Linked DNA regions of Homo sapiens: region 2 is linked to region 1. A link is a loop called in an ENCODE intact Hi-C map of the cell type or tissue named here. Cell type or tissue: breast epithelium. All regions are shown on one strand. Links, peaks and the distances in the headings refer to the core of each region. The heading gives the core; the rest is flanking DNA.

Region 1 (16,431 bases), core at 3,791-11,790:
TGTTTTAACTTTTCCCATTCTCTGCTATAATCACTACTTTCTTTATTCATTCAACACTCTGTTTCTCTCTCTTTCCCCAAGGGAGGAAGTAAAGAGGTAGAGATATATTTGTATATCATTCCTAGCATGAGGTTTTGGGCCTGAAGAGTTCCAAATAATAAATTTTGAGACATAATATGGGGAACATTGGATCATATTATAGTTTTTAGAGCTTAAAAAAATAGTTGAGTGGCAAATATTTCAGAGTAGGAGACTTGAATATTATTTAATTTGTTTGCTTAATTTCAACAAATATTTTTGGGCTTTGTGCCAGGTACTGAGGGCTGACTATGTGGAGATGCTGCTCGAATATGACGAAGACCTGGTCTTTACCTTCAGTGACCTCAGGCTGCAGCTGGGGACACAGGAACGCAACCAGCTAGACTTCAAGTGCTAAATAGACATTTCAGTAAAGGGGGTACGGTTGATGGGGCAGTTAATTCTGATGGGGAATGTAGGGAGGGGACTGGGAAGATTTGAATTAGTCTTTAAAGATGACTAGGATTTTGACAATTAGAACACTGTAGCCAGACGCAATGATGCATGCCTGCAATCCCTGCTACTTGGGAGGCCAAGGCAGGAGGATCACTTGAGCCCAGGAGTTTGAGGGCAGCCTGGGCAATATCATAAGACCTTTTCTCTAAAAAAAAAAAAAATTTTTTTAAATTAGGAAACAATGTTGGCTGGGCATAGTGTCTCATGCCTGTAACCCCAGCAATTTGGGAGGCCAAGGTGGGCAGATCACTTGAGTCCAGGAGTTTGAGACCAACTTGGACAACATAGGGAGACCCCATATGTCCAAAATGGCTGGGTGTGGTGGCATGCACCTGTGGTCCCAGCTACTCGGGAGGCTGAGATGGGAGAATCACTTGAGCCCGGCAGGTCCAGGGTGCAGTGAGCCATGATCCATGTCACTGCCCTCTAGTCTGGGCGAGAGAGCAAAAGACCCTGTCTCAAAAAAAAAAAAAAAAAGTTAGAAAAATAAGTCTGTGGTGAAGAGAAATGTTTCATTTACTTCTTACTCTGGGCAAATTCTGTTACATTCATTCTTTTGAAATTGATGATAGAAATATGAGAACATTGGAGAAAAACTGAAGATGGCAAATATGGGATATTGGTAGCTGCTTGCTGATCTGAAAGGCTGGTTTTTTTTGAGACAGAGTCTTGCTCTTGTCACCCAGGCTGGAGTGCAGTGGCGCTCTTGGCTCACTGCAACCTCCACTTCTGGGGTTCAAGCAATTCTCCTGCCTCAGCCTCCCGAGTAGCTGGGATTACAGGCATGCACCACCACACTTGGCTAATTTTCGTATGTTTAGTAGAGACCAGGTTTTGCCATGTTGGTCAGGCTGGTCTTGAACTCCTGACCTCAGGTGATCCGCCTGCCTTGGCCTCCCAAAGTGTTGGGATTACAGGTGTGAGCCAGTGTGCCTGGCCTGATCTGAAAGGTTTTGAGATATATCAGGCATAGCCAAATGTGTGACCCCAAGCTCTCCAAAACCACTAAGGGTCTGCAGCAGCTGAAGGAGTAGGTGATAGGGAGAAGTTGGAGGAACGGGAAAGGGGTTTCATTAAAATCACTTCTCTCCTAACATTAACCACACTGCATTGAATTATTTATTCACTTGGTGTAGCTCCTACTGGGATATGAACTCCTGGCTATTCTTGTTTACTGCTTTTTATCCAAGTTCTGGCACAGGGCTTGGCACAGAGTGGCTCAGAACAAATACTTGTTCAATGCATGAATGAATGCAGTGATACAACATGTCTTTTCAGGACTCCTATTCTTTTTTTTTTTTTTTTTATAGAGGTGGAGTTTCACTATGTTGCCATGTTGCCCAGGCTGGTTTCCAACTCCTGGCCTCAAGCCATCTTCCCTCCTCGGCCTCCCAAAGTGTTGAGATTATAGGCGTGAGCCACCACAACCGGCCTGCCTCCCAATTCTAGTATTGCAATAGTTTATTTGTTTGCTGCATTAAGTTGTGTTAATTAGGTTAAGGTAGGCACTTGATGAAAAAAGCCTCATTATCAGAGTTCTAATTCAGAGTCAGACATACTTGCAGGCTTTTTTGGTTGTTTGCTTTTTGTTTTGAGACAGGACTTGCTCTATGGCCCAGGCTGGAGTGCAGTGGCATTATCATAGCTCACTGCAGCCTCAAACTCCTGGGCTCAGATGATTTTCCCGCCTCAGCCTCCTGAATAGCTGGGACTACAGGCATGCCACTGTTCCTGGCTCTTACCTGGATTTTATTTGGAGCAACAAATTGGATGATTCTGGGGAAAGTACTTAATCTTTCTGAGCCTCAGTTTCCTCACTTATAAAATGGGGGTATGGAATACCATCTCGTAGCACTGTTCTTCAGATTAATTGGAGTGATGTGAAGTGTGCATGGTGTAGTGACCTGGCCGAGTGGATTCTTGGGACAAGTTAGTTCTCAAAGTAAGATTGAATTGTGTATAATTGGAGTTTTAGTTGGTGTCCATATAACATCTAACAAATCTTTTGCATATAATAATGCCAACAGCATAAATAGTGGTATCTTACTAGTTAAGGTAGCAAATAGACCGTGGCTTATGTGAAAGGTTGGGTTGGAATCCTCTCCCCCGACCCATTAGTTCCAAAAATCTCTTCTCACCCAGGGGCCATCTTTTGTATTGAGCCACACTGCTACCACTTTTTCTAAAACGTGGAGTGATTGGTGGCCTGAATGTACTAAGAGGGTGAAGGTGGAGTGTAGAGCTTTGAAAGGGAAAGAAGAGTGTGCAGAAAGGGGACTCGAGGAGTCCCAGGAGAAATGTTCTGCATATCAGGACTAAAGAATACAGCCTGAGGTGACACACTTTACTCCCATCAGATGACTTATTTTTGTCTTCTGAAAGAATTGTACCCCTCCCAGCAGGGGGAGAAAATCTCTGAATTGGATGTCATTGTATTAACTACTCAACAGCTGCTAAATCTTTGGCATCTTGTCCAGTTCTTTGGCAGCAGTGTCAAGACTGGGAAAAGAGGTATCTTTTGGGTCCTAGATTGAGAAGTGACTTTACCTTTCTAATTAAACATGACACATTCAATGCATATTGCTTCTTTGTTCCCTGTCAGTGCTTGGTATAAATTCTAGATGTCTAATAGTGTCATTTTTTTTTTTTTTTGAGACGGGGTCTTGCTCTGTCACCCAGGCTGGAGTGTAGTGGTGCCATCTTGGCTCACTGCAACCTCCGCCTCCTGGGTTCAAGCAATCCTTCCACCTCAGCCTCCCGAGTAGCTGGGACTATAGGTGCATGCCACCATACCTGGCTGATTTTTTAATTTTTTTTTTTGTAGAGACAGGGTCTCACTATGTTGCCCAGGCTGGTCTTGAACTCCTGGGCTCAAATGATCCTCCGGCCTTAGCCTCCCAAAATGCTGGGATTATAGGCATGAGCCACTGGGCCTGGTCAGTGGTGATTTAATTAGTTAGATTTTCTGACTAGATGAGGTAGCACACTGCTTTAATGGACGTTTTTGGGAATTGAACTTCTAAGATGTCCGGGTAGATCATATTGAGCACCCATCGTGCCAGGCACTCCTCAGGAATCATGTCTGTGATCATGGTCTTTTGTTAGACCTGTGTCTATACTTGTCACCAGGGCCAGCTTCACAGGCATGTGACTGCAGGCAGAGGTGCCCCACGCTTGGTTTAATGCTCTGCTGTTGCTGTCTTGAAATTCTTAATACATTTGAACAAGGTAGCCTGCATATTCATTTGTCATGGGGCCCTGAACATTCTGTAGCTGGTCTTGGTTGTCATTGACTTTTTCTGTGTGGGTGGATATATGCCTGGGTAGATGTCGTAGTTCATTTGGACTATTATAACAAAATGCCATAAAGTGGGTGGCTTGTACACAGCAGCAATTTGTTATTCACCGTTCTGCATTCTGGAGGCTGAGAAGTTCCAAGATCAAGGTGCTAAGAGATTTAGTTTCTTGAGAGCCAACTTCTTGGTTCATAGATACCTGTTTTCTCACTGTGTCCTCACTTGGAGGAAGGAGCAAAGGAGCCCCCTGGGCTTTCTTTTATAAGGGCATTAATCCGCAGGTCATCAGGGGTTCCGCCCTCAGGACCTCATCACATCCCAAAGGCCCCATCTCCTAATTTCATCAGCGACCCTCCCACCTCAGCCTCCCGAGTAACTGGGACCACAGGTGTTTACAACCGTGCATGGCTTTTATTTATTTATTTATTTATTTATTTTGAGTCGGAGTCTCTCTCTGTTGCCCAGGCTGGAGTGCAGTGGCGCGATCTCGGCTCGCTGCAAGCTCCACCTCCCAGGTTCACGCCATTCTCCTGCCTCAGCCTCCCAAGTAGCTGGGACTACAGGCATGCACCACCATGCCCGGCTAATTTTTTTGTATTTTTAGTAGAGACGGGGTTTCACTGTGGTAGCCAGGGTAGTCTCGATCTCCTGACCTCGTGATCCACCCGCCTCAGCCTCCCAAAGTCCTGGGATTACAGGCGTGAGCCACTGCGCCTGGCCTATTTATTTTTTATTTAATTTTTTTGAGATGGAATTTTGCTCGTCGCCCAGGCTGGAGTGCAGTGGCACAATCAAGTTCTGGGGTATATGGGCTGGATGTGTAAGTTTGTTACATAGGTAAGCGTGTACCGTGGTGGTTTGCTGCACCTATCAACCCATCACTTAGTAACTGAGTCCAGCATGCATTAGCTATTTTTCTTAATGCTCTCCCTACCCGCTGCATGGCTGATTTTGAAAACTTTTTTTTTTTGAGACAAGGTCTTGCTATGTCACCCAGGCTAGAGTGCAGGAGTGCAGTGGCGTGATCACGGCTCACTTGCAGCCTCGACCTTTCGGGCTCAAGTGATCCTCCCACCTCAGCCTTCTAAGTATCTGTGACCACAGGTGTTGCCACCATGCCTGGCTAATTCTTTTATTATTTGTAGACAAGGCCTCGCTATGTTGCCCAGGCTGGTCTTGAATTCCTGGGTTCAAGTGATCCTCCTGCCTTGGCCTCCCAAAGTGCTGGGATTACAGGTGTGAACCACCATGTCCATCTGATATTGAATCTTTAGATAACTCATTTTCCTTCATCAAATCTTTTTTTGTTGTTGGGGTAGTAATTAGAAATATTAGATTTTTTTTAAAAAAAAAGACAGGATTTTTGACACATAAACATTTATTTCCATATTCTTTTTTTAATTTTTATTTTTGTAAGCTATTTTATTTCTTCCATGATGATTTAGAGGGACTATCTTCAAACCAATACAAATATTTTGTAAGTAATATCTGGCTGTTTTCTAACCAATTGAGTAATTTGTTGCACAGTAAGCCACCTCACATCTTTCAGCAAGAAATACATTAAATTTGAATAGTAAAGACATGGCATAATGAATTAGGACACAATTAAAATTTGCTTTAAATAGTTCTTTGGGCGAGGGGACACCACACTTCTACTCAATGAAGAGAAACATTTTGACAGTTCAGAGGTCTTTTATTTTTTTCACACCTCTTATGCCATGAATTCATAGGTAATAGGTTCCAGCAGCTCAGGCTTCTTCCCATTGGTTCTCACACAGTGTGCTTCTCTGGTACCTTTCTCTTTGGCTTTCTTCTTTTTCTGATCATTTTCCTTCATGAGTTTTAGGAAATGATGCTGGCCTTTAGAGCGCTTAATGTGCTCAATATGCATATTAATTCTCTTGGCAAGACTGTTGCCATTGTTCATTTACTACAATGCCAGCAGCATGCTGGGTAACATTGTAGACTCTTCCAGTCTAGCCATGGTAACACTTGCGGGGCATTTTTTTTGGAACAGTACCCATTCCCTTGGTGTCTGTAATATTATCTTTCTCCTTTTTTTTTTTTTTTTTTTGAGATGGAGTTTTGCTCTTGTTGCCCAGGCTGGAGTGCAGTGGTGTAATCTTGGCTCACTGCAAGCTCCACCTCCCGGGTTCAAGCGATTCTCCTGCCTCAGCCTCCCGAGTAGCTGGGATTACAGGCATGCACCACCATGCCCAGCTAATTTTTGTATTTTTAATAGAGATGGGGTTTCTCCATGTTGGTCAGGCTGGGCTTGAACTCCGGACCTCAGGGGATCCACCTGCCTCGGCCTCCCAAAGTGCTGAGATTACAGGTGTGAGCCACCGCACCCGGCGTGTTTTTACTTTGAACAGATGTCCTTGTGCCAAAAGGTTTGGTGATTTCTAGTTTAGGGAAACATGAATAAAGCATCTTTTGGCTTGAAATGTTATGATTAGAATGGGTTGTGAGTGGGAGAATTTTAATGAATGCCAATTGGAACAAATGCTTGTGAAAATGTCTCGTAGGCCACCTTTTCATCATTTTTTCTTTTCTTTTCTTTTCTTTTCTTTCCTTCTTTTTCTTTTCTTTCCTTTCTTTATTCTGAGACAAGATCTCACTGTTTCCCAGGCTGGAGTGCACTGGCAGCATCATAGCTCACTGTAGCCTTGAACTCCTGGGCTCCGGTGATCCTCCTGTCTTAGCCTCCTGAGTAGCTAGGACTACAGGCGTGTGCTGCCACACCCAGCTAATTTAAAAAATTTTTTTTGTAGCGATGGGGTCTCGTTATGTTGCCCAAGCTGGTTTCCAACTCCTGGCTTCAAGCCTTCCTCCACCACACCCAGCCAACATGGGGCAAAAGTTACCAGAATCAGTTTTATGGAATAGTGTTAGAAGTAGTGAATGCTGGCCAGGCGCAGTGGCTCATGCCTGTAATCCCAGCACTTTGGGAGGCCAAGGTGGGCAGATCACTTGAGATGAGGAGTTTGAGACCAGCCTGGTCAACATGGTGAAACCCTGTCTTTACTAAAAATACAAAAATTAGCTGGGTGTGGTAGCACGTGCCCGTAGTCCCAGCTACTTGGGAGGCTGAGGCAGGAGAATCACTTGAAGCTGGGGATGGAGGTTGCAGTGAGCTGAGATTGCATCACTGCATTCCAGCCTGGATGACAGAGTAAGACTCTGTCTCAAAAAAACAAAACAAAACAAAACAAAACCAGAAGTAGAAGTAGTAGATGCTTAGTCATCTACGTTAATCTTGTCTGTTGAACCAAGTAGGATCAAAGATGAGAATGGAGACCATACCATCCACTTCTATCCCCTGGGATGTTTTTGGTTATAAAGGGCATAAAGTTTCTGCAGCAGGAAACCTTCTTTAAATAACAGAATGCAGTTAAAATTATTCTACACTCAGCATGTTTCTCTGCCATGTAATGTTTGGCAGTTTTAGGCTCTTGATCTTTTTGGTTTCTCTTGCTCCTAATTTCACAATTAGATGACACGTGAGATGCTTTTTAGTGCTTTTGTACACACTCGTATTATTTAGATAAAGCAGAACCCTACACAAAGGGGAAACTGAGCCTAAGAGGAAGATTAAAAGAGCAAAGGGATGGAGAAAACTGCTAGGCTGAAATTATTTTTTTAAAAAAGACTATTTACTGTGTGTCAAGTAAACACTTTTCATTTGTTCAGCAAATATTTACCGAGTGCTCTCTGGGAGTTAGGTACTGTCATAGTTGCTGGGAATACAGCGGTGAATAAACTAGACCAAATCCCTGCTCTCTTGGAGCTTGTATTGTACTGGGTGGGGATAAACTATAAGCTGATAAATACATACTAATTCTAGTTGTTTGTTATATTACCTTTATTTCTGATGACTATTTTATAAGATAAGAAATATTTTGTCACTTTCTTATAAATGGGGAAATCGAGGCTCAGAGAGATAACCCAGCTGGAAACAGGTGCAGCTGGGATCCTGGCCAGCGCTAGCTACGCGATTGCTCATTGTGTAGAGGGCTTGAGAAGATGGGGCCTGGGGTAGCACTTCACTCACCCATTGCACATGGTCTGGTCTCTGTTTCACTTTCAGGTGGACTGCTTCATTCATTTATTCATGAGACAAGGCCTCACTCTGCCACCCAGGCTGGAGTGCAGTGGCACATTCATGGCTCACTGCAGCCTCAGCCTCCCCAGCCCACCTCAGCCTCCTGAGTAGCTGGGACTACAGGCATGTGCCACCACACCTGGCTCATTTTTGTATTTTTTTTTTTCTGTAGAGATGGGGTTTTGCCACACTGATCTTGAATTCCTGGGCTCTGGTGATTGGCCCGCCTCAGCCTTCCAAAATGCTGGGATTACAGGTGTGAGCCACCACACCTGGCCCCTTATTATTCTAATTTGAAGTAATAATATTAATATTTTAAGTATTATGGGTGACTTAAGAAAACACTTTAATTAGGCAGTTTTATGCCTTTGGTCCTTAGTTCTCACCAGCTGGCAGAATGGGGTTAGGCGTGTTTAACGTTCTTCATGTTATCAATTAGATGCAAAAAACACAATTAACAATTTTTGTTACAGTTTATAAAATTCCTTGTATTTTAAAAAAGATATAATTACTGCCTGGCTTTGGAGAATTAAAGGGTCGCAACCTTTTTTTTCTCCCTGAGAAAATACCATTTACAGTCTTTTCTCTTTTTTTTTTTTTTTTTTGAGACAGAGTGTCTGTTGCCCAGGCTGGAGTGCAGTGGCGTGATCATGACTCACTGCAGCCCCAAACTACTGCACTCAAGCGCTTCTCCTGCCTGAGCCTCCTGAGTAGGCACACACCACCATGCCAGGCTAATTTTTTGATTTTTTTTTAGAGATGGAGTCTTGCTGTGTTCCCCAGGCTGGTTTCTAACTGCTGAGCTCAAGCAGTCCTCCCCAGGGAGGTTGAGGCTGCAGTGAGTTGAAATCGTGTTACTGTACTCCAACCTGGCTGACAGAACAAGACCCTGTCTCACAGAAAAAAAAAAAAAAGAAAGAAAAAAGAAAAATGTATTTTGCTAGTAATTGCTAGAAGTTGGCCTTTGTAAGTATTTTGTGCTTTATTTTTGAGATATTTACTCACCTGGGAAAGTTCTCAAGGAGGAGGAAGGTGACTTGCCTTGCCTGCATTCCGGTGGCAGGGAAGCAAGCATGGGAGGCAGTGGAGGGTATGTAGGTAAAGAGAGGAGAAGGAACAGCTGGACTGTCGGATGTGGGGTGACCTTCTCAGGTCATGTCCACACAAGGACTCTTGTGAGAGTAAAAGGGTCTCTGTTACAATTAAAGTGGGAGTGCCAGGAGTACCCTGGGCTGAGGCCAGGAGCCGACATGGATGATCCCCTTCTAGAGGTGACGTGTTTGAGCTGTAGCGGAGTGCTTGGGTAAAAGCACTAGATACTTTAGGGTTTTGATTTGGGAGTAAGTCCTGGACATAGTCATGATATTCTTTGGAGAAGAAATGTGGTTAATCAATCAAGCTTTTTGTAACTGTTGAGTAAACATTTTTTGAGTTGGATAAGTAACCTGGAAAGTGAAGCAGAAAATGATTGGAAAAATGAGATTGCAGGGTGACCGTGCCATTCTACCCCCGTCTGTTTCCACTCTGTCATATTCATCCTGTAACATTTCTCTATTGCTTGGAAGCCTTGGTACTTTACTTGTTAGTGCAGACTTAGGGAAGCTGGCCTCACTGAGCTGTTAGGTTTATATGTGTTAAAACTTGTGCTGGAGAAAGTGCACAGGAGCCAGGCAGTGAGGCATGGGGTGCTGGGTGGTGGGCCAGGGGCACTAGAAGCTGGGCATGGGGTACAGAGCTGGGGGAGTGGTGTGCACTGGGAGCCAGGCAGTGGGGACTCTGGAATCACAGTGACCACAGTCAGTGCTGCATCCTGAGCCCACCAGCTGCCGCCTGCAGGTGGGCAAGGGTGCCTGGCACCTGGAGAAGCACTTCAGCGGCTGGTGTGACACTGACCTGAGCCTTCTGGGAGGCACTGAGAAATGCTGGCTGTGATTTTGACATCTGTGTCACCTCAGGGCGGAAGACAGCAATGCCGACCCCCTGGACAGTATTGGATGCCACTGACCAGATGTGGCTCCCAGTAGTGATGACTTGGTGCACCTCCTGGAGTGGCACTATAAGGGTCTGACTGGCCTCAACAAAGCAGAAGCTGTTGTCAAGAACCATGAGGGCCAGATAAAGATCTGCATGCCGGCTGGGCGCGGTAGCTTGTGCCTGTAATCCCAGCACTTTGGGAGGCCGGGGCGGGCGGATCACGGATCACCTGGCCAACATGGTGAAACCCCCTCTCTACTAAAATGCAAAAAGTTAGCCAGGTGTGGCGGTGGGCGCCTGTAGTCCCAGCTACTTGGGAGGCTGAGGCAGGAGAATGGCGTGAACATGGGAGGTGGAGCTTGTGGTGAGCCAAGATTGCGCCATTGCATTCCAGCCCTGGGGGACAGAGCGAGACTCCGTCTTAAAAACAACAGCAACAACAAAAAGATCTTGATGCCTCTGATGGAGCTGAACATTTATTATACAGCAACAGCAGCAAGGATTGCTGGTGGGCAGACTACACTGTAGGGCACCTGCTCTTCTGTAAGAGTCTGAAGGACACTATTGTCAGAGCTCTGCCCTTTTGGAATGAAGAAATAATTCCCCAGATCCAGGAGGGGAAACAGGTGTTGGTTGAGGCTCCTGGCAGCAGCTTTTCTGGCACAGTCGAGCCTTGGGAGGCTCTCCCGGAAGGGGCCATCATGGAGCTGAGCCTGCCCACTGGTATTCCCATTGTCTATGAATTGAACAGGAGGAGCTTGAAGCCCATTGAGCTCATGCAGTTCCCAGGAGACGAAGAGGCTGTGCATAAAGCCATGGAAGCGTGGCTGCTTAGGGCAAGGCCGAGGCGTGAAGGGCGGCAGCCGATCCCTATCCTGACAACACCCTCCCAGTCTGCCCCATTCCTCTATGCCTCTCACCTCCACGTGTCACAGTGACCACAGCTGTAGGCATCCGAAGTTGTTGAGCGTATCTGGAGGCTCCCATTTTAATTTTAGGCATTTTTTTTTCCACTCCTTTCACACAATCAGAATGGCACCTCTGGGGCATAGGTCTTCAGCCCAAGCCAAGGGAAGGCTTCTTCTACCCAGGAGAGCTGAGGGGTGGCAACTCTGGGGTCTTTGCTAGTGCTTTGTTTACTTGTTTACTAAGACCCTGCTTGAGTAGGGGATGTGGAGGAACCATGCTAAGGCATGACCAATGAGGAGAAGCAAGAGAGCCTGTTTGTATTCCTGGGAGCCAGTCCTGTTCTATTCAGTCGTCAGGTCCCTGTGTGTGTGTGGAGGGGGTTGGGAAAGGTTGGGGGTAGATGAATGTAACCTACATGGTGATTTAAAACAAGCAACTACAGTCATGCATCACTTAATGACAGGGATACGTTCTGAGAAACGCATCATTATGTGAACACTATAGGGTATAGTTACACAAACTTAGATGGCATAGCCTATTCCACACGTAGGCTCTATAGTATAACTCCTTGGATACTTACGGTATGGCCTAGGTATTGCTCCTGGGCTACAAACCTGTACTGCATGTAACTATACTGAATCCTGTGGGCAGTTGTACAATAACAGTGAGTTTTTGTGTATCTAAACATAGAAAAGGAACAGTAAAAATATGGTATTATAATCTTACCGGACCACCAGTAAGATCTGGTGATCTGACATTGACTGAAATGTCGTTATGCAGCCCATGACTGTATTTCCTCTCTGACTTCCCCAGGAGAGCTGGTTCCAGAAGGTTCGGATGAGTCCTGAATGTTTATGTATGGCATTTTCCTTTACCAAAACAAAACAAAAGAAAATAAAAACCTTTCTGGGGTTCTAGTAGCCATTGAAGTACTCCTAAGTGTGGTCATCAGAAAATAAGCCATTCTTTAACACCTTGACTTCTAACGGTAGAGGTTCATTTTGCTGTGTATTTTAGAATCCCTAGTGAGCTAGTGAGATTCTGGACAATTTTTTTTTTTTTGGAGCCAGTCTCACTCTGTTGCCTAGGCTAGAGTGCAGTGGTGCAATTGTAGCTCACTAGGCTCAAGTGATCCTCCTGCCTCAGCCTCCTGAGTAGTTACGACTACAGGCACGTGCCACCATGCCCAGCTAATTTTTAAAATTTTTTTGTAGAGAAGTCATCTTACTATGCTGCTCAGGCCGGTCTTGAGCTCCTGGCCTCAAATGATCCTCCCACCTTGGCTTCCCAAAATGCTAGGATTACAGGTGTAAGCCACCGCAAGAGTTTGTTTCCACCTTCTGTTTTCTGTTTTTTTTTTTATCTCAAAAGACAACAAGATATAAATGAGATGCATTAATGCAGCATACTGCAAACCTACGGCATACTTACTTGTAGAATTTGTAGTACTGGAATCCACCCTTTAATAACGAGGTGTAAAAGGGAGCTATCAGAAGAGAGGAACAGACAACTGGCCACATTTCTGTAATTGTGCAAAACAAGTTTGTTTGTTTTTTTGTGAGACAGAGTCCCTGTCACCCAGGCTGGAGTGCAAGTGGCATGATTTTGGCCCACTACAACCTCCGTTTCCTGGGTTTAAGCAATTCTCCTGCCTCAGCCTACCAAGTAGCTGGGATTACAGGCATGCACCACCACGCCCAGCTAATCTTTTATATTTTTTATTAGAGACGGGGTTTCACCATCTTGACCAGACTAGTCTGGAACTCCTGGCCTCAGGTAATCCGCCTGCTTCCCAAAGTGCTGGTATTACAGGGGTGAGCCACCGCACTTGGCCCTGAGCAAGTTTTTATGGAGGATTGAGTGAAGGGCATTGCCTGGGAGAGTCATCTTTTAAGATTTTTTGGGGTAAGGGATCTCCTTGAAAATCTTGAGGGAATTGAAGGTCCTCCTGGCCTTCATGGGTCCCAGGATTTGGACCCCTGCCCCAGGTATTCTCAACTCTACCCAGAAATCAAGCCGCACCAGCAAAGCTGATGCTTGGATCTCTTCATTTGGGCTACTCTCAAACTTTTTCCTTTGAATCTTGTTTTGCCATTAAGCATCTGCTGATGTTGAGGAGTGTTGTCAGTTACTTACTGTGTTGCTATACGTGTGTAGTGTGTGCTGATCTCACTCCTGGCTTTATCTTCTTTTTTCTTTTTTTTTTTTTTTTGAGACGAGGTCTCGCTCTGTTGCCAGGCTGGAGTGCAGTGGCGCGATCTTGGCTCACTGCAACCTCCGCCTCCTGGGTTAAAGCTTTTCTTCTGCCTCAGCTTCCTGAGTATCTGGGATTACAGGCGGGCACCACCACACCCAGCTAATTTTTGTATTTTTAGTAGAGACGGTGTTTCACCATGTTGGCCAGGATGGTCTCGATTTCTTGACCTCGTGATCCACCCACCTCGGCCTCCCAAAGTGTTGGGATTACAGGCCTGAGCCACCACACCCGGCCCTATTTTTTCTACCATCATTTTGCTTGTGTCCTAATTTCCTTATCTCTTTGAATTAAACTTGTTAATTTAATTAAGTTAAATTAAAAATACATTCGATGTGTGTTTTTTTGTTTGTTTCTTTTGAGGTGGAGTCTCGCTCTGTCGCCCAGGCTGGAGTGCCATGGCACGATCCTGGCTCACTGCAACCTTCACCTCCTGGGTTTAAGGGATTTTTCTTCCTCAGCCTCCCGAGTAGCTGGGATTATAGGCATGAGCCACCATACCCAGCTAATTTTTGTATTTTTAGTAGAGACGAGGTTTTGCCATTTTGGCGAGGCTGGTCTCGAACTCCTGACCTCAGGAGGTCTGCCCACCTTGGCTCCCAAAGTGTTGGGGCTGCAGGCGTAAGCCGCTGTACCGGCCGCCTTAATGCATTTTTTGTTAATCACTTTAAATCTTTCCTAGAACAAGAAAATAATGATAGTGAGGCCAGGTGCGGTGGCTCACGCCTGTAATCCCAGCATTTTGGGTGAGTGAGGCAAGTGGATCACCTGAGGTCAGGAGTTCAAGACCAGCCTGACCAACATGGCCAAACCCCATCTTTACTAAAAATACAAAATTAGCCGGGTGTGGTGGCACATGCCTGTAATCCCAGCGACTCGGGAGGCTGAGGCAGGAGAATGGCTTGTACCTGGGAGGCGGAGGTTGCAGTGATCCGAGATTGCACCATTGCACTCCAGCCTGGGAAACAAGAGTGAAACTCCGTCTCAAAAAAAAAAAAAAAGAAAAAGAAAATAGTGATGGCGAATAAAACAGATGTTGGGGCTGGGCATACTTTGGGAGGCCAAGGCAGGGGGATCACCTGAGGTCAGGAATTCGAAACCAGCCTGGCCAACATGGTGAAACCCCGTCTCTAATAAAAATACAAAAATTAGCTGGGTGTGGTGGCGCATGCCTGTAGTCCCAGCCACTGGGGAGGCTGAGGCAGGAGGATCGCTTGAACCCAGGAGGCAGAGGTTGCAGTGAGCTGAAACCGTGCCTCTGCACTCCCGCCTGGGTGATAGAGAGTGAGACCCTATCTCAAAAAAACAAAAACAAAACAGATGTCGGCAACCTGTAGGACATTTTTGGTTGGGTATTCTTCCAGGTACCTCACACTCAGTAATCTAATCATAACCCATCTTCTTAAAATCTCCTTCTGTATTTTCAATTTTAGGGTATTTTACCATTCATTTAGGTATCCAGGCCTGAAATCTAGATTATTCTTCTTCCTCACTTTTTACTTCCAAATAACAGCCAAGTTCTGTTGGGAACACAGATCAAGTATCTCCAGAGCTGTCCCTTTCCTATGCCCATTGCGCAGGCTTGCTTGTGGCCTGCCTCCATTCGTTCTCCACACAGTAGCTAGAGTGATTTGTTTTAAAAGGTACATCTGGGCCGGGTGAGGTGGCTAATGCCTGTAATTCCAACACTTTGGGAGGCCAAGTCAGGCGGATCACTTGAGGTCGTCAGGAGTTTGAGACCAGCCTGGCCAACATGGTGAAACCCCGTCTCTACTAAAAATACAAAAATTAGCTGGGTGTGGTGGCGGGTGCCTGTAATCCCAGCCACTCAGGAGGCTGAGGCAGGAGAATCGCTTGAACCAGGGAGGCAGAGGTTGCAATGAGCCGAGACCATGCCATTGCACTTCAGCCTGGGCAACAAAAATGAAACTGTCTCAATGAAAAAAAAAAAAAAGAAAAGTACATCTTACCTGGTTATTCCCCTGCTTAAATCCTTCAAAAGATGTCTTTCTTGCCTTCACGAACAAGTTCAGTGTCTTAGGATGGTATTCACAGCTCGTCATGAGCTTGTTGCAGCTTGTCTTTCTTGTCTGTGCCTCACCATGTCCATACACACTCATTCTTACCAACTACTCAGCGTTCCCTAAACAGTGTGTGTGCTCACAAAGCCTCCCAATCTCTGCCGGCGCTCCTTTGTTCCTCGTCTGCCTAACCCCTACCTGTCCTGAAAAAGAAACTTAAGTCAAGTAGTAAGCACATAGCATTTGTATGTGGTTCGATTTTCAAAATTGCTCTCTGGGATGATTCAGTTATTACATGAATATACAGTTAGTGTAAATGAATTTGAATCCTGAAAACCTAATATAAGATGGTGAAAAAAAGGTGATACTCTATGCACAAGCAAACTGCTGATCGCATCTCCGAGGAATTGTAGTATTTCTATGCATACGTGCAGTAAGTAATAGAACATCTTATTGAGCTTAAGCCAAAAATGGGATTTATTTTAAGGATACAGGAGTCTTCTTTCTGAACCTAGGGATAGAAAGATAGCTGGGTCACAGGAAGAGACTGGAATCAAGAATCCAGGTGCTGCCAGGGCTTCCTGTGTCTGCATCATTATCATTACCCTTCAGTTCCACTCTCTATCACCTCGTCTCTTTGTCACTTCCTTTTCCTCTCTCAACAGCCCTGGCTAGTCCATCTCTGTGCCTACTGTGTACTGCTGTACATGGCTAGAGAAAAAAACAAAAGCCATGCTGGTGGGTCTAACTTTTCCCTCAACTTTCTATTCTGGACTTTTTTTTTTTTTTTTAGATAGAGTCTCACTGTGTTGCCCAGGCTGGAGTGCAATGGTGCAATCTCTGCTCACTGCAGCCTCCACCTCCCGGGTTCAAGCAATTCTCCTGCCTCAGCCTCCTGAGTAGCTGGGGTTACAGGTGCCCGCTGCCATGCCCAGCTAATTTTTGTATTTTTGATAGAGGTGAGGTTTCACCATGTTGACCAGACTGGTCTTGAACTCCTGACCTCAAGTGATCCACCCGCCTGGCCTCCCAAAGTGCTGGGATTAAAGGTGTGAGCCACCGCGCCTGGCCCTAAAAATTTTTAAATCTGCAGAAAATTTGAATGACTCACCTAGATTCATCAGTTTATTTTTTGTTACATTCACTTTGTCTGTATATAAATGTGTGTATATACATCTATACACCCACACATACTTGTTGGTTTTGGCTGAACTATTTGAAAGTATGGAGAACCACTAAAGCAGATGGGAACTAGGAGGAAGGAAGGGAAGGCTTCATTGAGAAGGTAACATTTGAGCAAAGATCCAGGTCAGGGAGCAGGATATAGAGCAGTTATGG
Region 2 (16,431 bases), core at 3,378-11,377, 120 kb after region 1:
CTCAACAGTGAAATACAGGAGTACTCTGTGCAAAAGCAAATTCTTGAAAAGCTAAGTATATGTTGAATTTGTATAAATCCAGTTATTACATTTCATGAAAACCTTGTGACTTAAAGGAATGCTTTCGTGACTCCCTTTTATGGCCAGTGTTTAATGCTCTCTAAGCCACATCTTCCTGTTTCAGGTTTGCTTAAAACCATGTATGCCCAACCGTAGTGGGTACTGAGTCACCTTGTGAGATTACAGCATAGATTATTACTATTTTCCAGGTGTTTCATTTAAGTTTACTCTGTCTCATTGACTAGATTTAAAACTATTCAAGGCATAACTTTTATCTTCTTTCCTTGCATTACTTTGTTATTTGTATCTGATAAGTACATAAGAATGACACAGACTGAACTGCCAGGGGCTTTTAACATTTATGGGGAAAAAAGTTTATGAAATACTGGCTGGAAGAGCTGACTCAAAACTTTTTTTGCTCAGATAATGGTAAGATTTGTATAATTTTCTCTCTTTTACTTGTTTCTCAATGAATTTGGAGTGATACTTTTTTTAATTAAAAGCATAAATGTAAAGAAAAGTTTGGCTTCTTTTGGTATTTATAAATAAATATTTCATCAGCCTGCAACATTCCATTAAGTATTAGAATTATCAGATCAGAAATGGGGAGTAAAGTTGAAATATAATGTTGTCTTTCTTCAGCTTATGATACACAGCACCTGTAAGGATTCTTTGAAGATTAATCCAACCAATTCCTGTTCCTCCACTGAAATGGGAGTTTTTGGTCCTTTTCACTTGTCTCAACAGCATGAATTGTCCTATTATCCTGTGATTTCCTAGGAGCTTGGACCCCGATTGGCTGCAATGCTGAACTTTAATCTTCAGCAACTTTGTGGCCCCAAGTGCCGTGACCTGAAAGTTGAAAACCCTGAGAAATACGGCTTTGAACCAAAGAAGCTGTTGGACCAACTGACGGATATTTACTTACAGCTGGACTGTGCTCGGTTCGCGAAAGCCATTGCTGACGACCAGGTCAGTGAGTTGAGTTGGTCTCTCTGTGAGTTTACTGGCAGATTTGGAGATAATAACCACAGTGGCCAGGGAACTCGTCTGGTGTAAATGAAGATGAGTGGGTTGTTTTCCTTTGAGTGTGAAGAGCAGATTTGGGCTGGGCGCGGTGGCTCAGGCCTGTAATCCCAACATTCTGGGAGGCCAAGGCAGGGGGATTGCTTGAGGCCAGACTGCAGTGAGCCGTGATTGCACCACCACACTCCAGAATGGGTGAGAGAGTGAGATCCTGTCTCAAAAACACGGTGGCTCACGCCTGTAATCCCAACACTTTGGGAGGTCGAGGCGGGCAGATCAAGAGGTCAGGAGTTTGAGACCAGCCTGGCTAACATGGTGAAACCCCATCTCTACTAAAGATACAAAAAATTACCTCAGTGTGGTGGTGCATGCCTGTAATCACAGCTACTCGGGAGGCTGAGGCAGGAGAATCGCTTGAACCCAGGAGGCAGAGGTTTCAGTGAGCTGAGATTGTGCCACTGCACTCCAGCCTGGGCAACAGGGTGAGACTCTGTCTCAAAATAAATAAATAAGTAAGTAAGTAAGTAAAAAACAAAAGTAAAGAGCAGGTTTGGCGCTCTGAGCCCTCTCCAGTTGAGTTCTTACCCCATCTTTTTAAGGGCCTTCTTGACAAATCCATTACATTTCTGAAAAGAGCCCGGTTTCTCAAGGGATCAGAATCTTCTTTCCTAGTCTCCTGCTAGAGTGCTGTTATTTTTGGGGTTGTCCAGATTAAAAATCTTGTGTGGTTTTCTTTACATTCTTCCCTCTCCTTTATTCCGTGGGTCTCCTGTGAGCAGATCTGTCTGTGTGTGCTTCATTTCCACAGCCACCGATTTAGGCTAAGCTGTCCCTGCGTGATCTTCTAGTCATCCCATAAAGGGCTGGCCCCCTCCATGGTCCGTTCTGCCTCATTTTCAACGTCCTCACAGCTAATGTTTATTAACTGTACACCTCATTTCACCCACTTTTCGTATCTCCACCCATTTAGTCCTCACAAAATCCTTTGAGGTAGGTTCTGTAAAGTCTTTGTTTTAAAGTGAGGAAAGAGGCACAGAGAGGTTAAATAGCTTGCTCGAGGTCACAGAGTTAGTGTGGGACAGAGGCATGATCCATGTCCAGGCAGCCTGGCCTTGAACCCATATCCTCAGTCTCTCTGCTGTCCACTTAAAATGCCCACAAAGAACCATGCTTGTCTCTGTGTCTCTGTCTTTGTTCACACTACTTATCCAAATACTATTCATGGCTCAAGTTAATCATCAGTAGGCATTCTAGAAGGTTCTTTACCCATATCTCATCCAAAGGAGTAATATTACAATAGAAGCATTGTAGGTACTTTTTTTTAATGACAGCTTTATTGAGCTATAACTCACATATGTAGGTGCTTTCTGATGTAGCAGGGGAAGTGGTCTTAACAAAGGATTTGCAGTGAAAAAATACATAGTCATGTGCTGTTTCTGTCGATGCTGGACCACAAAGACCATGTGGCCCCATCATATTATAATACCGTATTTTCACTGTACCTTTTCTGTGTTTAGAATACTCACCATTGTGTTACAACTGCCGACAGGATTCAGTACAGTCCCACACTGTACAGTTTTGTAGCCTAGGAGCAATAGGCTATACCATAGAGCCTCGACGTGGTGTAGGCCACGCCATCTAGGTTTGTGTAAGTAAATTCTATGATGTTTACACAGCAACGAAATTGCCTAACAAGACATTTCTCAGAGCGACACATGACTGTGTGTCTAAAGCAGTTTTATCATACAAAGTAGTGGCTCGTAAGAGGGTTAGGAAATTTTAGTTACTTGTAGATGTTAAAATATATACTGCTGGCCGAGCGCGGTGGCTCATGCCTGTAATCCCAGCACTTTGGGAGGCCGAGGCGGGTGGATCACAAGGTCAGGAGATCACGACCATCCTGGCTAACACGGTGAAACCCCGTCTCTACTAAAAAAAATACAAAAAAATTAGCCGGGCGTGGTGGCGGGCGCCTGTAGTCCCAGCTACTCGGGAGGCTGAGGCAGGAGAATGGCGTGAACCCAGGAGGCAGAGCTTGCAGTGAGCGGAGATCGAGCCACTGCACTCCAGCCTGGGCGACAGAGCAAGACTGTCTCAAAAAAAAAAAAAAATTATATATATATATACACACACACACACAAACACTGCTTTACTAGCCCCCGACTATATAATACTGCACTGATTTAGAAACAGAAAGCAAGTCATAGCCTGCAGTGAGGGAAAGAAAAGGGAAGCACTTACCCATTGAGGTGGGGTCCACACCTGACTGTAGCTGGCGTCTCCAGCCCAGCCAGAGGTCGGTGTGGAAAGCCCCAGGGCTCTTCCATCGTTGCCGTAGAGAGACTTGGAAGAGCTGTTTAGTGTGCGCCCTCTCCAGGGTGGTTGTGCTGTGGCTGCCACATCACAGGCGCTTAACGTAACACACAGAAGGTTTCGGTGTGGGTGGGCACAGCACGCCCAGTGAGGTGATGCAAAGCAACTGGGTGACAAAGGAATGCTTTGAGCGGCCTTTGTTTGGTGACCAACCACACATTGCATTGCCTGGTCATGCCTTAGATTATGGTGGTGGCCTCTGGTGGCACCTGGCTTGGGTTGTAGACAGCAGTTTCTGGCACAGTGACACACGGGGCTCCTTGAATGTCTAAATAGTCCTGTTCTTCCAGAGTGGTGAAACAAACACACATGTGCCAGTGACACATGGAGAGAAAAGCATATTTTAAGAAGTGTTGGGGCTGGGCGCAGTGGCTGACACCTGTAATCCCAGCACTTTGGGAGGCCAAGGTGGGTGGATCATGAGGTCAGGAGTTCGAGACCAGCCTGGCCAAGATGATGAAACCCCATCTCTACTAAAAATACAAAAATTAGCCGGGCACAGTGGAAGGCGGCTGTAATTCCAGCTACTCGGAGGCTGAGGCAGGAGAATAGCTTGAACCCGGGAGGCAGAGGTTGCAGTGAGCTGAGATCGCACCGCTGCATTCCAGCCTGGGTGACAGAGCAAGACTCCATATCAAAAAAAAAAAAAAGAAGAAGTATTGGGCTGGGTGCGGTGGCTCACACCTGTAATCCCAGCACTTTGGGGAGCCGAGGCGGGCAGATCACCTGAGGTCAGGAGTTTGAGACCAGCCTGGCTAACATGGTGAAACCCTGTTTCTACTAAAAATACAAAAAATTAGCCGGGCATGGTGGTGTGCGCCTGTAATCCCAGCTACTCGGGAGGCTGAGGCAGGAGAATCGCTTGAACCTGGGAGGTGGAGGTTGCAGTGAGCCGAGATCGTGCCATTGCACTCCAGCTTGGGCAACAAGAGCGAAACTCCGTCTCAAAAAAAAAAAAAAAAAAAAGTGTTTTTGCTTCCTTTCACAGTGTGGTGTGTGTGCTGATTGTTGGGTATTTTCTATTTATATTGGCCATAAGCTGATTAGGGGCCTGCTTACTTGATTGTTTTAGAAGAGAGCTTTGGTGGGGCAGGGGGCGGTAAGTGCAGAAGGATGGATGGTTGGCAAGCACTGGGGAAGAGGTTGTAAAATTGCATTTTCTTCTTTGGAAGCAGCAGTATCTTAGTTTGCTTTGGTATGTCTTAGTTTGGTTTGGTATGTCTTGTTTTCCGGGAAAGACAAAGGAAGAGGAAAATGACAGCTTTGCAGGTAAAGAAACTGAGAGGCTTCTCTCCCTCTATACCAAGAGTAGGCTGAAGACCCATGTCCAGAAGGCTGACAGAAAGGTGCCTGGGTGAAGAGCCACTGAGCTTGATGCTCAGGAATCTGAGGGCAGAGCTCCATGCCAGAGAAGTGGGATACCACATTGGTCCTGGGAGCCAAGAGGACCAGGATAGGGAGATGTTAAAGTGGCCTAGACTGTGTCTTTATGGGCAGACGCCAGTTCCATGGACAGACTGCATATCTGTCGTCCATGAAGCATTGTCTGTTAACACCATTTTCCATTAAAAAAGAAAAAAAATTCAGCACCTACTTAGAAAATAAAAAAAAATAGCCGGGTGCAGTGGCTCACGCCTGTAATCCCAGCACTTTGGGAGGCCAAGGCGGGCGGATCACAAGGTCAGGAGATCGAGACCGTCCTGGCTAACACGGTGAAACCCCATCTCTACTAAAAATACAAAAAATTAGCCAGGCGTGGTGGCGGGCGCCCGTAGACCCAGCTACTCGGGAGGCTGAGGCAGGAGAATGGCGTGAACCTGGGAGGTGGAGCTTGCAGTGAGCCGAGATCGCGCCACTGCACTCCAGCCTGGGCGACAGAGCGAGACTCCGTCTCAAATAAATAAATAAATAAATAAATAAAAAAGAAAATAAAAAAAATAAAAATCCCATCAGTCACACTTCCCCCATGCAGTCAGTCTTTCCTAAGTAATTGCTCCCTCCTCTAACCTACCAGAATATGAGTCTGCGTCTCACAAATGTAATGCTTCATTTTCTTGTTATTTTTTTCTTCTTTAATGAGGTAAGATTAATATATAACGTAGAAGTAACCATTTAAAAGTGTACCATTTTGTGGCATGTAGTACAGTCACAGCGTTGCACAGCCACCACCTCTACCTAGTTCCACTACATGTATCACCCCAAAAGGAAAACCCTTAAAGCAGTCGCTGTCTAGACCCCCTTGCCCCAGCCCCTGGCAACCACAAATCTGCTGTCTCTCTTTTCCTATTTTTGGATTTACCTATTCACCTCTCCGGGATATTTCATATAAACGGACTTATACAGTGTGTAACCTTCTATGTCTGGCTTCCTTCACTTAGCATCATGTTTCAAGGTTCATTTGTGTTGTAGAATGTATCAGTATTTCATTCCTTTTTAAGGCTGAATAATATTTCATTGTATGGATATACCACCATTTGTTTATCCTCATCCATTGATAGACATTTGGGTTGTCTCCAGCCTTTGGCTCTTGCAAATAGTGCTGCTATGAACATTTGTGTAAAAGTATTTAAACACCTGTTTTCAGTTACTTTGGGTCTACACTTGGGAGTGGGATTGTTGGTCATGTGGTAATTCCATGTTTAACTTTTTGAGGGATGCCAGAATGTTTTCTACAGCTGCCGCCCATTTGACATTCCCACTGGCAATGTATAAGGTTTAAGTTTCCATTCTTTTTCATTTTTTTTCTTTGGTTTAGTTTATATTCTTTCCATCATGAAGTTTAAAAATTAAACATGTTAATTTGTTTTTGTTTCTTAAATACTCATCCTAGTGGGAGTGACGTGGTATTTCATTGCGGTTTTGATTTGTATTTCCCTAATGTCAAATACCATTGGACACCTTTTCATGTGCTTGCTGGCCATTTTTATATTTTCTTGGGAGCAATGTCTATTCATGTTCTTTGCCCATTTTTTAATTGGGTTGTTTGTGTTTTTGTTGTTGAGTTGGAAGAGTTCTTTTTTTCTTTTTCTTTTTTTTTTTTTTTTTTTGAGATGGAGTCTCCCTCTGTTGCCCAGGCTGGAGTGCAGTGGTGCGATCTCAGCCTACTGCAACCTCCACCTCCCAGATTCAAGCAATTCTCTTGCCTCAGCCTCCCAAATAGCTGGGACTACAGGCGTGCACCATCACGCCTGGCTAATTTTTTTTGTATTTTTAGTAGAGACGGGGTTTCACCATGTTAGCCAGGATGGTCTCGATCTCCTGACCTCATGATCTGCCTGCCTTGGCCTCCCAAAGTGCTGGGATTACAGGCGTGAGCCACCGCGCCCAACCAGAAGAGTTCTTTATGTATTCTGGATGCTAGGTCATATCAGATGATACATGTATCATTGGATATATGATTTGCAGATATTCTTGTGTTAGTCCATTGCATCACTATACAGAAATACCCAAGGCTAGGTACTTTATGAAGAAAAGAGGTTTAGGCCGAGCACAGTGGCTCACGCCTGTAATCCCACCACTTTGGGAGGCCAAGGTGGGCAGATCACTTGAGGTCAGGAGATCGAGACCAGCCTGGCCAACATGGCAAAACCCTGTCTCTACTAAAAATACAAAAAAATTAGCCAGCCGTGGTGGCGCACACCTGAAATCCCAGCTACTCAGGAGGTGGAGGCTTCAGTGAGCCGAGAGCGTGCCTCTGCACTCCAGCCTGGGTGACAAAGCGAGACTCCGTCTCAAAAATTAAAATTAAAATTAACTGGGCATAGTGGCATGCACCTGTAGTCCCAGCTACTTGGGTGGCTAAGGTGAGAGGATTGCTTGAGCCCAGGAGTTTGAGGCTGCAGTGAGCCATGATTGCACCACTGCACTCCAGCCTGAGTGACAGAATGAGACTCTGTCTCAAAATATATATATATATTTATAGTAAAACATATATGGCAAAAACACTGGCCACTTGTTTTGCGATGGTGATACAAATACAAATATATATCATCACTAAGCAAGTGGCCAGTGTTTTTGCCATATATGTTTTACTATAAATACAAACTACAGCATACTTTACTGTTTGGCATGGCAGTGATTTTTATGAATTAGGCACCTGTGAGGTAGATGTTACTCTGCCCATTTTACACTCAAAGAACCTGGGCTTAGGAGGGTTCAGATTTGCCTACGACTGCACAGCTGGTAGGTGGTAGAGCCAGAATTCAAGTTCAGATTTGTCTGGGTCCACGGTGGGCGCCTGACCTCCACTCCACAACTTCCCTTCCTGGGGACATAAATCGTGTCTGTTCCCAGGCCTATTCATCAGTTCACCAGGGTGGTCTAACGTCCATGGAGCCCCTGACATGTGCTAGTGCTGAACTAAATGAGCTTGAAGAAGCTTGAAAGTGAACAGGAGAAGGCTCCTCTAGAGTATGAACAATAGTGGATTGTTTTTACCATGCTTACCTTTGTGGAAGAGAGCTGAAATTTTCACCTCTTCTTTCTTATAGGCTGCCAGGGCACAGTGCCCCCCAAGGACTGAAATAGACTAGATTTCCTTCTCTTTTTAATGTTTAAACTTTAAAAGAAATGCGTGCTAGCTGTAAAAATTCAAAAAAAAAGCCCGTCTGCCTCAGTCCTGCAGCCCTCTCCAGAGGGAGTGACCTCGTACAGTTTGGCACATATTATTCCAGTCTTTATCCATTTGTAAGCATAAAAAGTGCATACTTTTATGAGGCTATAAATGCATAAAGACGGATATATAAAATATATAAGTGTATATATAATTTTAGGGCTTTTTTAGTGGGGGAAAATCCACAAATGGATAATACTTTGGATATTTTCTGCAGCTCGCTTTTTTCCACCTGACGTACATTTACGTCTCACATTGCCATTCCTCCTTTGCAGAGATCCTACAGTAAGGAATTGTTTGAAGAAGTTATTTCAAAGATGCGGAAGGCAGGGATCAAATCCACAATAGCAATAGAAAAATTTAAGCTGCTCGCCGAGAAAGTGGAGGAGATAGTGGCCAAGAACGCACGCGCAGAAATCGACTACAGCGACGCTCCTGATGAGTTCAGAGGCAAGTGGACTCGTCGTTTTCATGCTGATTTCTTTTGAGTTAACTGGAAATCGATAACATTACAAGAGGACGTCCTGTGCAATTAATTTTTTAATGGTGTGCTAGAGCTGCTTTTTGAGACAATCTGTCTTAAATTACATTTGCCTATTTTTAGCTCATATTGTAAATTGAGAGGAAGAAACATCCTTAGCTTAGCCTGACTTAAAGCCAGATAACAACCCTGAAGATTCTAAGGGCAGGGCTGCCTTTGCAAGTGGGGATTCACATTTTCAAAGAATTCCCAGAAGTCCTAAGACAAAGAATTCCAGCCTGCCGTCCTCGCCACGGAGCCTGTGGGGCCTGCTGCTGGGTCTGTCCCAGGCTTTCTTCTCTGTTCCCTCCCCCCAGCAGTAGCTGACAAAGAAGCGCCTTCCCCTTACAAAAGGCAATGTATATGCCTTTATTGAAGGCTGATTTCCTTCTAAACCTGGGGGCCTCACAGGGGCCCTTTGATTGCTGTTCCTTTGGATAGATTTTTCGCTGGTAGAACGGGCTTTGTTTTCTTTTTCAGTCGTGGGCTCTCAGTAGATTAGAGTTTGCTTTGCTTTGTCCCCGCAGACCCTCTGATGGACACCCTCATGACAGACCCCGTGCGGCTGCCCTCTGGCACCATCATGGACCGCTCCATCATCCTGCGGCACCTGCTCAACTCCCCCACGGACCCCTTCAACCGGCAGACGCTGACAGAGAGCATGCTGGAACCAGGTAGAGGAGGGTGCAGTTTGAGGTGCAGCGCTGGCGTCAGTACCAAGAGATAAAGCCCAAGTCACATATTGGAGATGAAGCAGAAGGGAAATTTATCAAATGCAGAAACTACCTACTTTATGACACTCTGTAGCAAAGACCCAAAACACTCTTGGCCCTTTTTCCCTGCAGACATCCAGTCCCTCCCTCTCATGTCCCAGTCCTTCTGGAGTCTTCGGCTCAATGAGGGAAAGAATGGCCTTTTCTTCCCATTTATACAGAGCGACAAGCATCCTCTCTCAGGAAGAGCCCTCCCATCTGGGGCATTAATCCTCCTTTTTTTCTTTTCTCAGTGCCAGAACTGAAAGAGCAGATTCAGGCGTGGATGAGAGAGAAACAGAACAGCGATCACTAAACCGTTCCGCCGCCCACCCTCTGCTAGACACAGCCAAGGCCAACGAGGCAAGCAGAAGCAGCGGCCGCAGCGAAGCTGCCGTTCATGTGTTGGAGGCCAAATGTGGCAAACCAACCCCAGGCCCACCCAGAGCGAGCAAACGCTGAGACCTGAAAGGACATGGATGAGAAGAGGAGCCCGCTTCCTGTACATATATTTAAGTGACAAACACGGTCAAAAGCTTAAGGGACAGGTTTTATGGTTGCTTGTGTAATAAAGCATGTCCTTCGTATGTCACAGTTTGGGGCAACGGAAGTCTTTTAGTGATGGCTAATGGGTCTGGGCAGCATCCCTTCATGAATTTTTTTTTAATCCAATATCCGTTGATTTGATTGTGATTAGAGAACCTTGGACATTTTGCTGCTAAAGAATCTTTTTTCCCCTCTCCCCCTTCCTGACCCTACTTGCACTGCTGTGGATTTTTTTAAGAGAAGCAAAAACAAAAGTAAACTCCTTTCCCTGGCCCTCCAAACATATATTCTGTGAGATAACTGTGCCTGCTACCAAGTGTTAATCCTGGGATCGTATTTTTATATCATATTCACATATTTGTTTTTTTAATTGGTGTTAGATGACATGATTAATAAAAAAGGCAAGATATTTTCAGAATTTGAATTTCAGTTTTTTTTTTCTTTTGAAATGTCCCTTTAAGATTTTTTTATTCTAAACAAAATAAAGAAAATCCTGCTGCTCTGGTCCTTGTGATAAGCCTCTCTTCGGCATCTGAGGAGCAGCTGCAGCAAAATCTAGGGGTGTAAGTGTATCAGGACTTATGTGACTTATATTTTGGGGAGATGAGGGTTGGGTTTTTTTTTTAATGCTACGTGACAGTTTGAAACCTTCACAGTTATCCTCTGGGGGTAAATCAATTCTTCAACCCTTGGGTGTGTGAGTTTGAGGCAGGGTCATTTGTGTGATGTGTTTGGCCTTACCAAAGCAAAAGAGGGTGCAAGAATGTGGGAGTATGTCTGCCGGTTTCAACACACACAGACAAACACAGCCACACGCGCACACAAGTATAAGACTTTTTGTATTACTGCTCCCTACTTAACATACTTGAATTCTCAAATTTCCTTTGGGGTAAAAAAAAAAAAAGGATTTGAAACCATAAAGTGTTCTGAAGAAATTAAGTCTATAAAAAGCATACTTTCTTTTTTCTTTTCCTTTTTTCCCTCCACAGACAATGTCCTCTGTTCAATTCCTAACGCAAACTACAATAAATGGTGACACACGTTCAGAAGAAATCTTCTTTGAGTCTCTTCTCTTTTGTGGAAAAAAAAAAAGGGCAGGGCGGGTGGGTAAACAAGAGCCAAGTGAGTTTGCATGTGGTGAATGATCTTTCCTGGATCCAATTAGGAGCTGCTATTTTTAAAAGAAAACTTTCTTATTCATGTCAGTCTCGACATTTGGTTCTCATTTCACTGTTTGCTGATTTGAGGGGGTAAGCTTTGTCATATTCAGTCTTCTGCCTTTCTTGAGTTTCTTCTGCTTTATCTCAAGTATCTTCCCTGACCTTCAAGATTCTTCCTCAGGCCGGGCCCGGTGGCTCACGCCTGTAATCCCAGCACTTTGGGAGGCTGAGGCGGATGGATCACCTGACGTCAGGAATTCGAGACCAGCCTGGCCAGCATGGTGAAACCCCATCTCTACTAAAAATACAAAAAATTAGCCGGGCGTAGTGGCAGCGCCTGTAGTCCCAGCTACTCGGGAGGCTGAGACAGGAGAATTGCTTGAACCTGGGAGGTGGAGGTTGCAGTGAGCCGAGATGACGTCATCACACTCCAGCCTGGGTGACAGCGAGACTCCGTCTCAAAAAAGAAAAAATATATATTTATATATATTTACATATATATTTATTTATATATATTTATATATATATATATAACATGGCCAGGTGCGGTGGCTCACGCCTGTAATCCCAGCACTTTGGGAGGCCAAGGCAGGTGTATCGTCTGAGGTCAGGAGTTCTAGACCAGCCTGGCCAACATGGTGAAACCCCATCTCAACTGAAAATACAAAAATTAGCTGGGCGTGGTGGTGGGTGCCTATAATCCCAGCTACTCGGGGGGCCGAGGCAGGAGAATTGCTTGAACCCAGGAGGTGGAGGTTGCAGTGAGCTGAGATCGCGCCATCGCACTCCAGCCTAGGGGACAAGAGTGAGACTTCGTCTCAAAAAATAGATAGATAGATAGACACAATAAATAAGGAAAAAGTTCATGATAGCAAAAATTTTAGGCAATATAAGCAAAAAGAAAAAAAATCCATATTCTCACCATGCAGAAGATTCTGTTTAATTGGGTTTACTTTTTACTAAACTTACATATCTAAGCTTAGTGCCTGTAGAATTAGGATACTGACTGGCATCTTGCCTAATTTTGTTTGTGTGGTTATCTGACCAGTGTGTACTGCTTGTCTCCTCTCCATCCCAGATTCCAAACTCTTATTTTAATCCTCCAGTTGTCCCCGTGAATGTAATAAAATGCTGCTTTATACCGCCATATGCACTTGTCGTTTTGAATAATTCAGAGGTTTCAAGGACCTGCCGGATAGGACAGAGACACAGTCAGTCTCCTGCCTGTACTATCTATAGGGGGAAGATGATTTGGGTTTCCATTTTTAGAGTCTCAAGAGTTGCTGTTTTGTGTTTGTCTGCAGTCTCTTAATTGTGGATATTGAAATAAATCCCAAAATATATTAAAAGTAGGTCTTGGCTAAAAGGAAGATTGTCAAATAAGAGAATCAGATTGGCAGAAGAGAAATGATCCTTGAGAGAAAGATGATTAAAATCTGCCTTGTGTTGTGACTCAGTGTTGTGTAGATTTTAAAAAGATATTGATTGAATATCTTTTGAAAAAAAAGCTGAGCACACCGTTCACTTTTTGTAACCTCTGGGTTTGGTACATCGAGTAGTGAATTTCACAGCAATTTGATTGGAGTGCTAAAGTGACATGAATAGGCCTCATTTGAGTAGGTACTTTTTTTTGTTTTTTGGTTTTTTTCAGACGGAGTCTCGCTCCGTCACCCAGGCTGGAGTGCAGTGGCGCAATTTTGGCTCATTGCAACCTCCACCTTCCAGGTTCAAGTGATTCTCCTGCCTTAGCCTCCCGAGTAGCTGGGACTAGAGCACATGCCACCATGTCCAGCTAATTTTTTTTTTTTTTTTTTTTTTTTTTTAGTAGAGATGGGGTTTCACCATGTTGGCCAGGCTGGTCTTGAACTCCAGACCTCAAGTGATCCACCTGCCTCAGCCTCCCGAAGTGCTGGGATTACAGGCATGAGCCACCACACCAGGCCTCAAGGTACGTTTTTGATTGAAGGAGACACAGTAGCCTATGAGCTTGATGCTGGTGTCAGATAGTGTTGGTGAAGAAAGTCATTCTGAATTGGTGATGATCATTTGCATTTCATGAGCATATTCTATGTGCAAGCCACTCTTACATGTATTAATTTTTTTTTTTTTTTTGAGACAGAGTCTCGCTCTGTCGCCCAGGCTGGAGTGCAGTGGCGCGATCTCGGCTCACTGCAAGCTCCGCCTCCCAAGTTCACGCCATTCTCCTGCCTCAGCCTCCCGAGTAGCTGGGACTACAGGTGTCCGCCACCATGCCCAGCTAATTTTTTGTATTTTTAGTAGAGACAGGGTTTCACCGTGTTAGCCAGGGTGGTCTCGATCTCCTGACCTCGTGATCCACCTGCCTTGGCCTCCCAAAGTGCTGGGATTACAGACAAGAGCCACCGCACCCGGCCACATATATTAATTAATTTAACCCTCCACAACCATAATGTAGTGGAACTGGCACATGAATCTAGGCCATCTGGCCTTTCCAGCCTCATCTCTTCCCGACTCCTGCTGTATGGCAGAGTTCCAGAATGCTAGAAGTTCAGAATAGCTCAGAATGCCCAAGGAGAAGCAGCATAGCATTTTGGAAGGGACTTTGGCCTTGAGATCAGCTCTAGACCTAACCCCCATTTTAAACAATTAGATAACTTCAATATCACAGCTTTCATTCGTTACTAGCCACTCACGTTGACCCCAGATGTATATCTCAAACCTCCACTTCTCTCCTGTACTGTACACACTGGCCATCTCAGATGACTAAAAGGTCCTCAGACTTAACATATCCCAACCTGAACTCTGTACATTTCACCCCACGCCCGCTCCTCTTAGTCTCCTCATCACAGTAAATGACAACTCCATCCTTCCAAGTCGCTCAGGCCACAAACCTTCGAGTCATCCTTGACTCCGCTGTTGTGCTCTCCTCCTATGTCCAATCTGTCCACAAATCTCTCTGCTCAGCTGGGTGCAGTGGCTCACGCCTGCAATCCTAGCACTTTGGGAGACCAAGGTGGGTGGATCACCTGAGGGCAGGAGTTCGAGACCAGCCTGGCCAACATGGTGAAACCCCGTCTCTACTAAAAATACAAAAATTAGCTGGGCATGGTGGCGGGCTTCTGTAATCCCAGCTGCTTGGGAGGCTGAGGCACAAGAATCACTTGAACCCGGGAGGCGGAGGTTGCAGTGAGCTGAGATCGGGCCACTGTACTCCAGCCTGGGCTACAAAGTGAGACTCTGTCTAAACAAACAAAAAAATCCCTCTGTTCTACCTACAAAATGTATCCCAGAACTCGACGACTACTCCCCAGGTCCCCTCCTGTCACTTTGGTTTGAGTTGCTGCTGCTGGCTCTCTCCTGGATTATTCCAACAGCATCACTGGTCCTCCTGCCTCTCCCCTTAACCTCCTTTCTCAGAAAAGCAGGTAGGATGATCTTGTTAAAACTTTGGCTGGGCGTGGTGGCTCACACCTGTAATCCCAGCACTTTGGGAGGCTGAGGTGGGCGGATCACCTGAGGTCAAGAGTTTGAGACCAGCCTGGCCAACATGGTGAAACCCCGTCTCTATTAAAAATACAAAAATCAGCTGGATGTGGTGGTGTACGCCTATAATCCCAGCTACTCAGAAGGCTGAGGCAAGAGAATCGCTTGAACCCAGGAGGCGGAGATTGCAGTGAGCCAAGATTGTGCCACTGTACTCCAGCCTGGGTGACAGAGTGACACTCTGTCTCAAAAAAAAAAAAAAAAAAAACCAAAAAAAAAACAACTATAGCTAGGCGTGGTGGCATGCACCTGTGGACCCAGCTACTCAGGGGCTTTGGCAGGAGGATTGCTTGAGTCCAGGAAGTTGAGGCTGCAGTGAGCCGAGATTACACCACTGTACTCCAACCTGGGTGACAAAGTGGGGACCCTATCTCAAGAAAAAGATGCTGGGTGCGGTGACTCACGCCTGTAATCCCAACACTTTGGGAGGCCGAGATGGGCAGATCACGTGAGGTCAGGAGTTCGAGACCAGCCTGGTCAACATGGTGAAACCCAGTCTCTACTAAAAATACAAAATTAGCCAAGCATGGTGATGCGTGCCTGTACAAGTCCCAGCTACTTGGGAGGCTGAGGCAGAATTGCTTGAACCTGGGAGGCAGAGGTTGCAGTGACCCGAGATTGTGTGCCATTGAACTTCAGCGTGGGCAAAAAAAGAGCAAAAATTGCGTCTCAAAAAAAAAAAAAAGAAAAAAGAAAGAAAGGGGCTGGAAAAAAAACCCTAAAGCCAGGTGTGGTGTTGCACGCCTGTAGTCCCAGCACTTCCAGAGATCGAGGTGGGAGGATCGCCTGAGCCCAGAAATTCAAGGCTGCTGGAGCAGAAGCTCCAGCAAATGCAAGGGGCTATGATCTAGCCACCACACTCCAGCCTGGGTGACAGACTGAGACTCCATCTCAAAAAAAAAAAAAAAAGAAAGAAAGAAATCCTTACAATAACCTGGAAGGCAAAACGCTCACCTCGCATTCTCTCTGATCTCATCTCCTACAACACTCCCCTTACTCCAAAAACTCAGCCATTCTGGCCTCATTGCTCTCCACCCCTGCTAGGGCACTAGACTACTTCCTCTATGAAGAATCCTCTTCCCACAGATATACATATGGGTCAGTCACTCCCTTATTTGCTTTAGATCTTTACTCAAATATCACCTTGGTGAGTCCTTCCCTGTCCACCCTATTTAAAAATGTAATTTATTCACCTAACCTTGGTATCCCTTGCTATTCCCTTTCTTTGCATTTTCTCCTTGGCATTTATCACTATCTAACATGCTATATCTATTATGTACTTTACAGTCCACTTCCCCCCACTAGAATGTAAGCCCGGGGTGGGGGGGGGCAGAGATTTTTTTCTGTATCCTTGGCACCTATAAGTGTGCCTGGCAAATATATGTGTTGAATGAATTAATCTCTTCATATATTTGTTACTCTAGTTGTATCAGTTATTTATTGCTGCATAACAAAATCACCCCAAAATGGAGTGGCTTGGTTCAATAACAGTGATTTTATCCCCCACAGTTCTGGAAGATCCAAGAGCAAGCTTCCAAGAGGACCAGACAGAAGCTGTGTATTGCCCTTTTACAGCCTAGGCTTGGAAGTCACATAGTGTCACTTCAGCAGCAGTCACAAGCCTGCCTGGATTGAAGGGGAAGAAATGCAGAACCCGCCTCATGCTGGGAGGGAGGTCAACGTCACTCTGTGAGAAGAGCTTCTGGGATGGGAGACGTCGTTCTGACCATCTTGCAAATAACATTTGCCACGTTCCTCCTCTGGCAACAATTTACATTCTTCATATCTGCAAAATGATGCCTTATTTCCTTCCCGTGAGATTCCCAAACCGCATCCCATCAGGGCATCCGCTTCAAGTCC

The links. Peaks named below come from ENCODE experiments on the same cell type or tissue, not always from the same donor. Only the 100,000 strongest peaks of a DNase experiment are listed, where the experiment ranks them.
Region 2: it touches region 1 in a loop (8-fold over the local background); 2 of 110 quality-filtered maps call a loop at or near these places.

Annotation. Positions count from the first base shown.
Region 1 is chr1:10,048,899-10,065,329 of GRCh38, forward strand. All of the region lies in intron 1 of UBE4B (ubiquitination factor E4B), which reads left to right. It also overlaps the pseudogene RPL21P21 and the pseudogene PGAM1P11. Among named protein-coding and RNA genes, the nearest start is that of UBE4B, 24 kb to the left of the region's middle. RefSeq lists an enhancer at 10,301-11,231. In breast epithelium, for the core only: no CTCF peak of the experiment used is centred there; no DNase peak of the experiment used is centred there; H3K27ac peaks cover 2,348 bases.
Region 2 is chr1:10,170,298-10,186,728 of GRCh38, forward strand. It overlaps UBE4B (ubiquitination factor E4B), which reads left to right. Exons shown (of 28, transcript NM_001105562.3): 25 at 841-1,032; 26 at 8,347-8,521; 27 at 9,119-9,265; 28 at 9,598-10,942. The coding sequence ends at 9,659. Among named protein-coding and RNA genes, the nearest start is that of KIF1B, 32 kb to the right of the region's middle. RefSeq lists enhancers at 247-296, 3,207-3,286. In breast epithelium, for the core only: no CTCF peak of the experiment used is centred there; no DNase peak of the experiment used is centred there.